Regions from separate parts of the Homo sapiens genome. Here region 1 is linked to region 2. A link is a contact called in ENCODE Hi-C or POLR2A ChIA-PET data. All regions are on one chromosome and are shown on one strand. Each heading gives the region's core, a stretch centred on a gene start or an enhancer-like site at or near the end of the contact. The rest is flanking DNA. Distances are from core to core; before and after follow the strand shown. Region 1 holds the start of ULBP1 (UL16 binding protein 1). Region 2 holds the start of NUP43 (nucleoporin 43).

What was found. A loop is a pair of places that touch in the nucleus more often than their neighbours do. ChIA-PET counts read pairs that join two places held with the same protein, here RNA polymerase II (POLR2A). Pooled maps may share reads with other maps.
Region 1: a pooled map shows a loop between it and region 2 (15-fold over the local background). The contact joins the promoter of ULBP1 here to the promoter of NUP43 in region 2. A Hi-C loop is called at or near these places in 7 of 50 pooled maps. POLR2A ChIA-PET finds 5 or more read pairs at or near these places in 3 of 52 experiments (H1, PC-9 and WTC11).

The regions. Positions count from the first base shown.
Region 1 is chr6:149,959,843-149,965,267 of GRCh38, reverse strand. ULBP1 (UL16 binding protein 1) reads right to left here and starts at 1,325. Exons shown (of 5, transcript NM_025218.4): 1 at 1,134-1,325. The coding sequence starts at 1,218. RefSeq lists an enhancer at 450-989.
Region 2 is chr6:149,743,546-149,748,707 of GRCh38, reverse strand. NUP43 (nucleoporin 43) reads left to right here and starts at 2,179. Exons shown (of 8, transcript NM_198887.3): 1 at 2,179-2,332; 2 at 2,646-2,768; 3 at 4,993-5,070. The coding sequence starts at 2,213. RefSeq lists an enhancer at 1,810-1,869.

The DNA of each region.
Region 1 (5,425 bases), core at 76-2,575, 220 kb before region 2:
GGGGAGACCGCGATGTTCGGGGAGGCCGCGATGTTCGGGTAGACCGCGATGTTCTGGGGGATCGCGATGTTCGGGGAGACCGCGATGTTCGGGGAGGCCGCGATGTTCTGGGGGATCGCGATGTTCGGGGAGACCGCGATGTTCGGGGAGGCCGCGATGTTCGGGTAGACCGCGATATTCGGGGAGATCGCGCTGGTCCACCCAGAAGCCTCCTGGCCTATGGGGCAAGCAGCAGCCGCAGGAAGCGGACCCGGAGGAAAGGAGCCGCGGAGGGGAACTGAGTGCCTTCAGCCGGGCATGTTCGGCGAGATCGCGATGTTCGGGGAGATCGCAATGTTTCGGGGGATCGCAATGTACGGGGAGACGGCGATGTTCGGGGGTACCGCGATGTTCGGGGGGACCGCGATGTTCGGGGAGACCGCGTTACTCGGGGGGACGGCGATGTTCGGGGGGGATCACGATGTTCGGAGGGATCGCGATGTTGGGGTAGAACGCGATGTTCGGGGGCATCGCGCCGGTGCTACCAGAAGCCTCCTGGCCTGCGGGGCAAGCAGCAGCCGCAGGAATCAGACCCGGCGGAAAGGAGCCGCGGAGGGGAACTGAGTGCCTTCAGCCGGGCATGTTCGGCGAGATCGCGATGTTCGGTGAGATGGCAATGTTCGGGGAGATCGCGATTTTCGGGGAGACCGCGATGTTCGGGGAGATCGCGTTGCTCGGAGAGAGGGCGATGTTCGGAGAGGCCGCGATGTTCGGGGAGACCACGATGTTCGGGGAGACAGCACCGGTCCTTCCAGAAACCTCCTGGCCTGAGGGGCAAGCAGCAGCCGCAGGAAGCGGACCCGGCGGAAAGGAGCCACCGAGGGGAACTGAGTGCCTTCAGCTGGGCATGTCTGGGGAGATCACGATGTTCGGGGAGATCGCGATGTTCGGGGAGACAGCGATGTTCGGGGGCACCGCGATGTTCGGGGAGACCGCGACGTTCGGAGGGACCGCGACGTTCGGGGAGACCGCGATGTTCGTTCAGGGAGATCGCGCCGGTCCTTCCAGAAGCCTCCCCTCCTCTGAAACCCGCTGCAGTCCACAACCTCCCAGGTTTGGCCCCCGCCCTGCTTAGGCTACATCCCCGAACTCACCGACCCATCCTGCCCGGGACCAGCCAGACAGCAGGTGCAGAAGCGGGAGGCACAGAAGGAACGCGGGGCTGGCGGCCGCTGCCATTGTAGACCTGGAGCTCCGTGGACAGGAGGCGCTGATGGTTCCCTTCGAGGCTCACACCACGGCTGTTTATAAAGCTGCCCAGCCCGGCCCGCCGCGCGCAGGGATACACTGGGCGGGATCCTAGGCATGCACTTTTTTGGGGATGCTCCACCCCGTCACGCCCCGGGCTCGTCATCTGACAGCGGCCTGGCTGACGCAACTCTCCCCTCCGACCCGCCCCCGCGGCTTGGTGGCGGCGTGCGCGGGCCCCGAGCGGGCCAGGACGCCGTTCCTTCCGTTCCTTCCATGGCCCCATCAAATAATTTTTCAACACAGCATTTATCATTACCCCAGTGTAAACACTGATGCACAGGAAGATGAAGAAACTTGCATAGGAATACTCAGTGGCGGCGGTGTCTCCCTGTCACCGCCTGCGCCAGCGACACCCGCCCTCCCTCCGCCTGCAGTCGCGAAGTCCCCGCCCCTCTCCGTCCAGGGCGCAGCCGCTTCCCCATTCCGGAGCGAACCTTTTTTGCCTCTCCACTAAAAGCATGAGGTGGTCTTTGAGTATATTCTATATCCCTTTATGACTTCTGGAAAAAAAAAAAAAGAAAAGAAAGAAAGCCCTAGAGGGCTACCGTGATCAATCATGATGTGATCAGTTGTGTTTCCATGGAGAGCAGAAGCCGAGGGAAGAGTCTACGCATGCGTGGGGCTCACTTTGCTACACACCCTTCTGTGTCTAACAACACCCAAATCCGTGGCTGTATCTGCACCTCGGCTCAGTCCCTGGATGGTCCCTGCAGCCATCCTCAAAAGGGACGCCCGAGTGCATCCTCCTCTGAGTCACCATGAAACCATCTAGATCTGCGGGTAGAAGCCAGAGGGAGGTGGAGGGCCCAGTGGCTCTTGGCCGCAAGGGAGGGCTTAGCCTGCAGTAAGGACTGGGCAGAGCCCCTGAGTCCCACTTTGCCCCCAGCCACTCAGCCCATTCCCCAATGAATGAGAAAAATAGGCACAGACCTCCCACTCCACACAGTCTTCATGTGGGGAGACCTTCACCTGGTGACCATCAATCACCAGGGTCCTGAGGCTGTGGGAAAGGGGAGGAGGCCTGGACCAAGCCCAGGGCCTGACTATGCTTCAGGACAGGGACATGGGATGGCAGCCATCTCTGTGACTGAGCAGGGACACAGGAGCCAAAAGGTTCTGGCCTGATGCACTAGAGCCTCTGTCCAGGAGGGGCTACATGAAGGGTGGTCGGCAGGACAACAGTCACACGGGGGTGGGCAGTTCTCAGATTTGGGAGGGGAATAGCTTGGTGGGCCCAGGGATCTGTGTGTGAGAAAAGCCTCCCATGTACAGGGCTGGGGGCAGGAGCTCAGGTTAGTCCTAGGAGGAGGCCACTGGGAAGTCCCTGGCAGCACCACCCCTGAGGCCGGGTGACCTGGGCCAGTGACTGCGGGAACAGGAGGAAGGCAGAAGGAGGCTGGCAGGAGAGCCCCAAGCAGGACAGCCAGGTGACAGGAGGAGGGGCCTGTGTGCACACCTGGGCCCTCCTGCCTCACCCCTGCTGCAGGCATCCGGCCACTAGACTCAGGCCTGCCCAGGATGGGCATAGAAGTGGCCCAAAGGTTATTGTAATGGCCGGGATCTAGAGATCATGCATTCAGATATGGAAGTCAGCTCATATTGTGGCTGAATATTCCTGTGCAAGCTTCTTCAGCTTTCTGGGTGTGGATGTCCGCATGTGGAAAATGACAGATGCTATGAACACAGATGAAATGAGCAGATTCTACAAAGAACCCTATCCTTGCACATGCTAAGGACCCAGGGCAGGTCTCCTATTTCAGTTGTGAGCCCTGCCACCCTCCCTGAAGTCAGCAAATGCCAGGCCCACCCTGAGGAGAGCTGGAGCTCTGAGCCCAGGCCATGGCCTCTTCATGGCCCTGAGTGTGCTGTGAGGGGGTGGAAATGAAAACAAGACCCACCATCAGGATTCAGACACGTTTTTCAGACCTACAAAGGATGATTTTTCTCTCCGTCAGCTGGTGAGCCTGACATGATTTAAGGGTGGTTGGAGGCTGAGTGAACCAGTGAATGAATGAGACAGTTGTGGGAGTGAATGGGGCTCAGAGGAAAAGCACAGGTTCAGAGGGGAGCTGGAGTGGAGGTTGTAACCCCCAGGGTCCTGAGGGTGGCAGCATCGAGGTTGTAGACCTCATGGCTGGCACAAGTTGGTAATACTTTTTTTGTCTTTTTTTTTTTTTTTCTTGAGACTGAGTCTTACTCTGTTGCCCAGGCTGGAGTGAAGTGGGATGATCTCAGTTCAGTGCAACCGCCTCCTCCAGGGTTGAAGCGATTCTTTTAACTCAGCCTCCCAAGTAGCTAGGATTACAGGGCCTGCCACTGTGCCCAACTAATTTTTGCAATTTTAGTAGAGACAGGTCTCACCATGTTGGCTAGGCTGGTCTTATAAACTCCTGGCCTCAGGTGATCCACCTGCCTCAGCCTCCCATAGTGCTGGGATTACAGGTGTGAGCCACTGAAACTGGCCAAGACTTGGAAATTTGTATGCCCACCTGGGTGTCCACAAAGATTTTCCAAGGAAGAGTAACTTGGTTTTCAACCAGTCTGGGGGTGCTTCAACAGGATAGAATCTTCTAGAAAAACATAGCATAATGATGGACAGCATAATGATAGACTTCAGCTGGTTTGACTGAGCCTAGAGTGCACCAGGGCCAAACGAATCTTGCCTTTTTTTTTTTTTTTTAGACAGAGTCTCTCACTGTCGCAGGGGCTGGTGTGCAGTTGTGCAATGTCGGCTCGCTGCAACCTCCGCCTCCCAGGTTCAAGAGATCCTCCTGCCTCAGCCTCCCCAGTAGCTAGGATTACAGGTGCCAGCCAACACACCCGGCTAATTTTTTTGTATTTTTAGTAGGGACGGGGTTTCATTATGTTGGCCAGGCTGGTCTTGAACTCCTGACTTCGTGATCTGCCCGCCTCAGACTCCCAAAGTGCTGGGATTACAGGCATGAGCCACAGTACCCAGCCGAAAATCTGTGCTTTAAACAAATAAGGAACGAGTCTGAAAGTGGGAATGGAAATGGGAAAAGATAAGGGGGCCAGGAGGAAAGAGAAGGAGAAGAGAAAGGTTGGGGTCTGAAAGGGAACAAGAATCCAGACATTTCTGGACCCATGGCCTGGAGTTGCAAGTGGGCGGGGTGGGGCCACTGGAGCTGTGACAGCCTTGAGGGCCGGGGTGACTCACACAGGGACCCTCTGCTTCCTCCAAGCATATCACACCCTGGGCTCCAGGTCTCCAGTGGCACAGGTGCTGGCGCAGAGTTGGGTGTTTGCCTCCAGCCTCTACTCCTGCTACCAGGCTGGTCCGGAGTGGGTCGGATCAGTGAGTTCCAGGCTGGACCCTAAGCAGGGGTCGTGGGCCAACATGGGAGATCTTGGACTGCAGGGGTGGGGGGTCAGGAGGAAGGGAGGCTTCTGGAAGTTTCTAAAGGTCTCCCTGGAATTTAATGTGGCATTGCTAGCTGGAGCCAGCTTGGCATGGGGAGAGAGATGTGGGACTGATGAAAAGCGTGCAGCCTGATTTAAAGCCAAACCCTGAGCCCTTTCCAAGAACAATAAAGCATATTGTAGTCGCTAAAAGAAACGAACGAACAAATAAAGTAGCCTTTCTTGGTAGATACCTTCCATTTTTAAGCTTTACATTTAACATTGCCTTTTGAAAATAGTGTATATTATTTGATATTTTAAAATCCAACCTGGGAGTTTCACTGATTTATGTGATGAGTTTAGCAATTCAGCTTTATTGTAATTATTACTGTTTAGGATTTAGCTATGCCATCTTTTTTGTTTGTTTGTTTTAAGATATGGGATCTCCCTCTGTTGCCCAGGCTGGAGTGCAATGGCGTGGTCATAGCTCACTGCAGCCTCTAACTCCTGGGCTCAGGCCATCTTACTGCCTCAGCCTCCGAGTAGCCAGGACTACAAGCATGCGCCACCCACTGGGCTAATTTTCTATATTTGTCTGTAGAGATGGGGTCTGCCTATATTGCCCAGGCTGGTCTTGAACTCCTGAGCTCAAGCGATCCTCCCACCTCAGCCTCCCAAAGTGCAGGGATTACAGGCATGAGCCACTGTGCCTGGTCCACATGTATTTATTGTGTTTTTTAATGCTGGCATTTCCCCTCCATACCTGTGTTCCATT
Region 2 (5,162 bases), core at 930-3,429:
CCTCCCGAGTAGCTGGGACTACAGGCACCCGCCACCACGCCCGGCTAATTTTTTGTATTTTTAGTAGAGACAGGGTTTCACCGTGTTAGCCAGGATGGTCTCGATCTCCTGACCTTATGATCCGCCCGCCTCGGCCTCCCAAAGTGCTGGGATTACAGGCATGAGCCACAGCGCCCGGCCTCCAGTAATCTTTTAGAAGGAAACAAAGCTAAGACATCTGTGCCACTATATCAGCACAATTTTCAAATTCTAGTTCTTATCCGATTTTGTAAAATGTGACACTGGCCTGCTTCCAATCCAAAATCAACATTACCTATTTTCTGGGATTATGTGACCATAAATGAAACTACAGGCAAAACTGGTTTCTTTTTGTTTTTTTGCTTTTGATTGAGACGGAGTCTCACTCTGTAGCCCAGGCTGGAATGCAGTGGCATGATCTTGGCTCATTGCAACCTCCACCTCCCAGGTCCCGGTTCAAGCAATTCTGCCGCAGCCTCCCGAGTAGCTGGAATTACAGGCACGCACCACCATGCCCAGCTAATATTTTTGTATTTTTAGTAGAGACAGGGTTTCACCATGTTGACCAGGCTGGTCTTGAACTCCTGACCTCGTGATCTGCCTGCCTTGGCCTCCCAAAGTGCTGGGATTACAGGCGTGAGCCACCGTGCCTGGCCAAAACAGTGTTCTTTACTTCAATATTAAACATGAATAAAATTGTTGATTTGGGACTGTAACCCACTTAATATTTTCCATTTCATCTTTCTACAGTTTCTTGATGATCTTCCATTTGGAGAAAAGAAAAAAGTCAAATCCTTGATAGGAAACTGGTAACTCTAAAGCTGACCCAGATGGATTGCATTTACATGCAGTGCTTCCGTAAACTGTCCCTGTGAAGTAGGACTACCAATATCACATAAAAACAACAGTAGCATAATGGCCCTTTTTAAAGAAATAACCAACATACAGTTATGAATACCTATAGTGTAAAAGAGCTTCATTTTTTAGTTGAATAAGTCATATCTCTTGTATTCAGTAGGATTTACATTCTAATGGGGGAGGAATATGCATCTAAAGAAAACTAACATAAGATATATCCAAAATATATGTCATTAGTGGTCTAGATATCAAATGCTAGCTCACGCCTGTAATCCCAGCACTTTGGGAGGACAAGGCAGTTGGATCACCTGAGGTCAAGAGTTCGAGACCAGCCTGGCCAATATGGTGAAATCCCGTCTCTCCAAAAAAAAAAAAAAAAAATTAGCCAGGCATGGTGGCGCACACCTGTAGTCCCAGCTACCCTGGAAGCTGAGGTGGGAGAATCACTTGAACCTGGGAGGCGGAGGCAGAGGTTGCAGTGAGCTGAGATTGTACCACTGCACTCCAGCTTGGGCCACAGAGACCCTGTCTTAAAAAAGAAAAAAAATGGTGTTGATTTAGATCAACATTGGCTGGGGTCGTCAGGAAATGGTAAAGGAAAGAACAGATCCTTGAAGGATAGGCAGGATTCTGAGGAGTAAAGAGGAAGGGAAGAATATTATAGGTGTAACCAAAAGCACAGAAGGAACCTAGAAAACTGATTCCTGGGCCGTTGACAATAGGTATCACAAACTTCATTCTTAATCATGCACGTAATTGAATTGATCAAAGCTAGGCAATTGGCATCAAAACTAAAACTGGAGTCTTTCAGAATTCCAACTCCAGGCTCTGACAGTGTGTATTAACTTTGAAGCAAAGTATTTGTTTGGGAGACAAGAGGGAGAGGTTTGGGATAGTAGGTTGGCACTTTATTCGAGGTACTTCCACGAGTATTTAAGGATTTTTGAATCGTTTTCTATGCGCAGTGACCTGCAACTGCTTAGGTGTGGTTTCAAGGTGGTTTCTACTGCATTGTTTTTGTTCTGTTTTTGCACTTAAATTTTACACTGCACAATTATTGAACACAAGAAAATACTGACATTGCAGATTAGGAGCAAGTCCTACTGCTCAAAGGCCAAAGCGCTCTTGCCTTTGCTCAGAGCTGCTCTGTGAGATGGGTGGGCCTCTCAGTCTAGGTACTGACTGTGCCCACACTGGCTATCGACGAGAATTGACTCTCTGCAGCCACCGTCTCCGTCCTAAAGTCCCATCCAATCAGGGTTCCGCGGGAAGAGGCGGTGCTGAGAGGCGCGTACTGTGCTTGCTTTTTGCAGTACCTGCTGCGGCCGCTTTCGGCATGGAGGAAATTTATGCGAAGTTTGTGTCCCAGAAAATCAGCAAAACCCGCTGGCGACCGCTGCCTCCGGGAAGTTTACAGACCGCGGAGACGTTCGCTACAGGATCTTGGGACAATGAGGTATCGCCGCTGATAGGGACGAGCCCCTACCTCCTCCCTCTCTCCGGTTGAGCTGACCCCTGGCCTTCCGCGCGCCAACTCCCACCTTCTGGTTCTTCTCGCACTTTTAGGTCCCCCGGACCCCTGTCTCAGGCGCGGTTGCTCCGTAGCTCAGAGCCGGTGATGGCATGCCTGAGCCTCGTATCTCGTTGTGTTTTAAACTCACCATACCATTTGAGATGTTTTGGAGCAACATTTCCGGACGGGAGCACAACTTTTATTTTCCGAGAGTTGACGTTTATGTCATCTCAAGACAAAACTTTCTGTTTTACAGGAAAATTATATTTCACTGTGGTCTATTGGAGATTTTGGAAACTTGGACTCTGATGGAGGGTTTGAAGGAGACCATCAGTTATTGTGTGATATCAGACACCATGGTGATGTAATGGATTTACAGGTAAATCTGTGTAGCATCCAAAAGCTAACTTTGAAAGTCCTGAGTAATACATTTAAACAAGCAGAGCATCATAAAAGTTGTCTGGTGTCACCCCTCGTTTACAGAAAACTGAGTGCTCTGTAAGTTATGATTTGCCCAACATCATTTAGCCATTTAGTGGCAGAAAAAGGACTGGGAAAGGGGATGTAGATTTAATCATACTTTTTTATTAATTGACTGTCGACTATGTGCTAAATACCGTTTGGGGAGCTTTACAAAAATTAATTATTGTTGCATGCCAGTGAATCAAGTATCGTTACTTTGTTTTACTAATGAGAAAATTGAGACTAATATATCTTGAGCATGTACTATGTGACAGATACTGTGCAGGGGGATAACATCATTTTGTTTTTTGAATTCTCATAACAACTCCCTAAGTAGAGATTAGTGCTCCCGTTTTAAAGATTTACCACGATTTAGTGAACTTAACTTGGCCAAAGTCTCAAAACCAGTAATGAGTGGTGGGGATGAAATTGAGTTTTCTTTTTTTTTTTTTTTTCCAAGATGGAGTCTCGCTCTGTCACCCAGGCTGGAGTACAGTGGCATGATCTGAGCTCACTACAACCTCCGCTTCCCGGGTTCAAGCGATTCTCCTGCCTCAGCCTCCCGGGTAGCTGGGACTACAGGCGCAGGCCACCATACCCGGCTAATTTTTTGTATTTTTAATAGAGACGGGGTTTCACCATATTAGCCACGATGGTCTCTATTTCCTGACCTGGTGATTTGCCTGCCTCGGCCTCCCAAAGTGCTGGGATTACAGGAGTGAGCCATGGCGCCCGGCCGAAATTAAGTTTTCAAATCCTGGTGTGGAGAGCCCCTGCATTTTCCATAGAAAGCTACCTAGCCCTGGTGCGCGCTTGTAATCCCAGCTACTCTGGAGTCTGAGGCAGGAGAATCGCTTGAACCCGGGCGCAGAGGTTGCAGTGAGCCGAGAGTGCGCCAGCTTGGGCAACAAGAGCGAAACTCTGTCTCAAAAAATAATAATAATAAATAAATAAATAAATAAATAAATAAAATAAAAAAGAAAGCTATCTAGCTCTAGGAAAGATACATTTTTTTTTTTTGGAGACGAAGTCTTATACTGTCACCCGAGCTGGAGTGCAGTGGCGAGAGCTCAGCTTACTGCAACTTCTGCCTCCTGGGTTCAAGCAATTCTCCTGCCTCAGCCTCCCGAGTAGCTGGGACAACAGGCACATGCCACCATGCCTGGCTAATTTTTGTATTTTTAGTAGAGATGGAGTTTCACCATGTTGGCCAGGCTGGTCTTGAACTCGTGACCTCGTGGTCCACCCGGCTTGGCCTCCCAAAGTGCTGGGATTACAGGTGTGAGCCACCATGCCCAGACGATATTTTCCTTTCCTTTTTTTTTTTTCTTTTTTATGACGAGTCTTGCTCTGTCACCCAGGCTGGAGTGCAGTGGCTCGATCTCGGCTCACTGCAACCCCACCTCGTGGGTTCAAGTGATTCTTCTGCCTCAGCCTCCTGAGTAGCTGGGAGTACAGGCACATGCCAGCACGCCCAGCTAATTTTTGTATTTTTAGTAGAGATGAGGTTTCAACGTATTGGCCAGGCTGGTCTCGAACTCCTGACCTCGTGATCCGCTTGCCTCAGCCTCCCAAAGTGCTGGGATTACAGGCGTCAGCCACCGTGCCTGGCTTTTCTTTTTTAAAATTTTTATTCTTTTTTTGAAACTGAGTCTTGCTCTGTCAACTAGGCTGGAATGCAGGGGCTCAATCTTGGCTCACTGCAACCTCCACTTCCCTACAACCCCAACTCATTTTTGTATTTTTGTAGAGACGAGGCCTCGCCATCTTGCGCAGGCTGGTCTTGAACTCCTGAGCTCAAGTGATCCGTCCACCTAGGCCTCCCAAAATGCTGGGATTACAGGCGTGAGCCACTGCACCCAGCCAGGAATAATATTTTCCTAAGGTTTTATTGTGTTGGTCCCAAATTAAATCAATTGTGGGTGAATGTGTCTAGGAAAAAATATTGTTTATTCATGAAAATACTTTGTATGGCAGTTTGGCCTTTCAGCTTCATTAACACATTTTATTTCCTTAGCACTCATGGCTCTTTGCTTTTTAAAATTGTTATAAGATTTGCTACTAATTGAGTTAAATAAACAAATGGACTTCCTCCCTGCTAATATTTCTGAATCTTTAACAAGCAGAAATTTTCTCTTTAGTTTTTTGACCAGGAAAGAATTGTCGCTGCTTCATCAACAGGATGTGTAACAGTTTTCCTTCACCATCCAAATAACCAGGTAAAGAACTTTAGTTTGAGAAGTGATTTTTTTTTTTTTTGAAATGGAGTTTTGCTCTTGTTGCCCGCGCACTGGAGTGCAGTGGCGCAGTC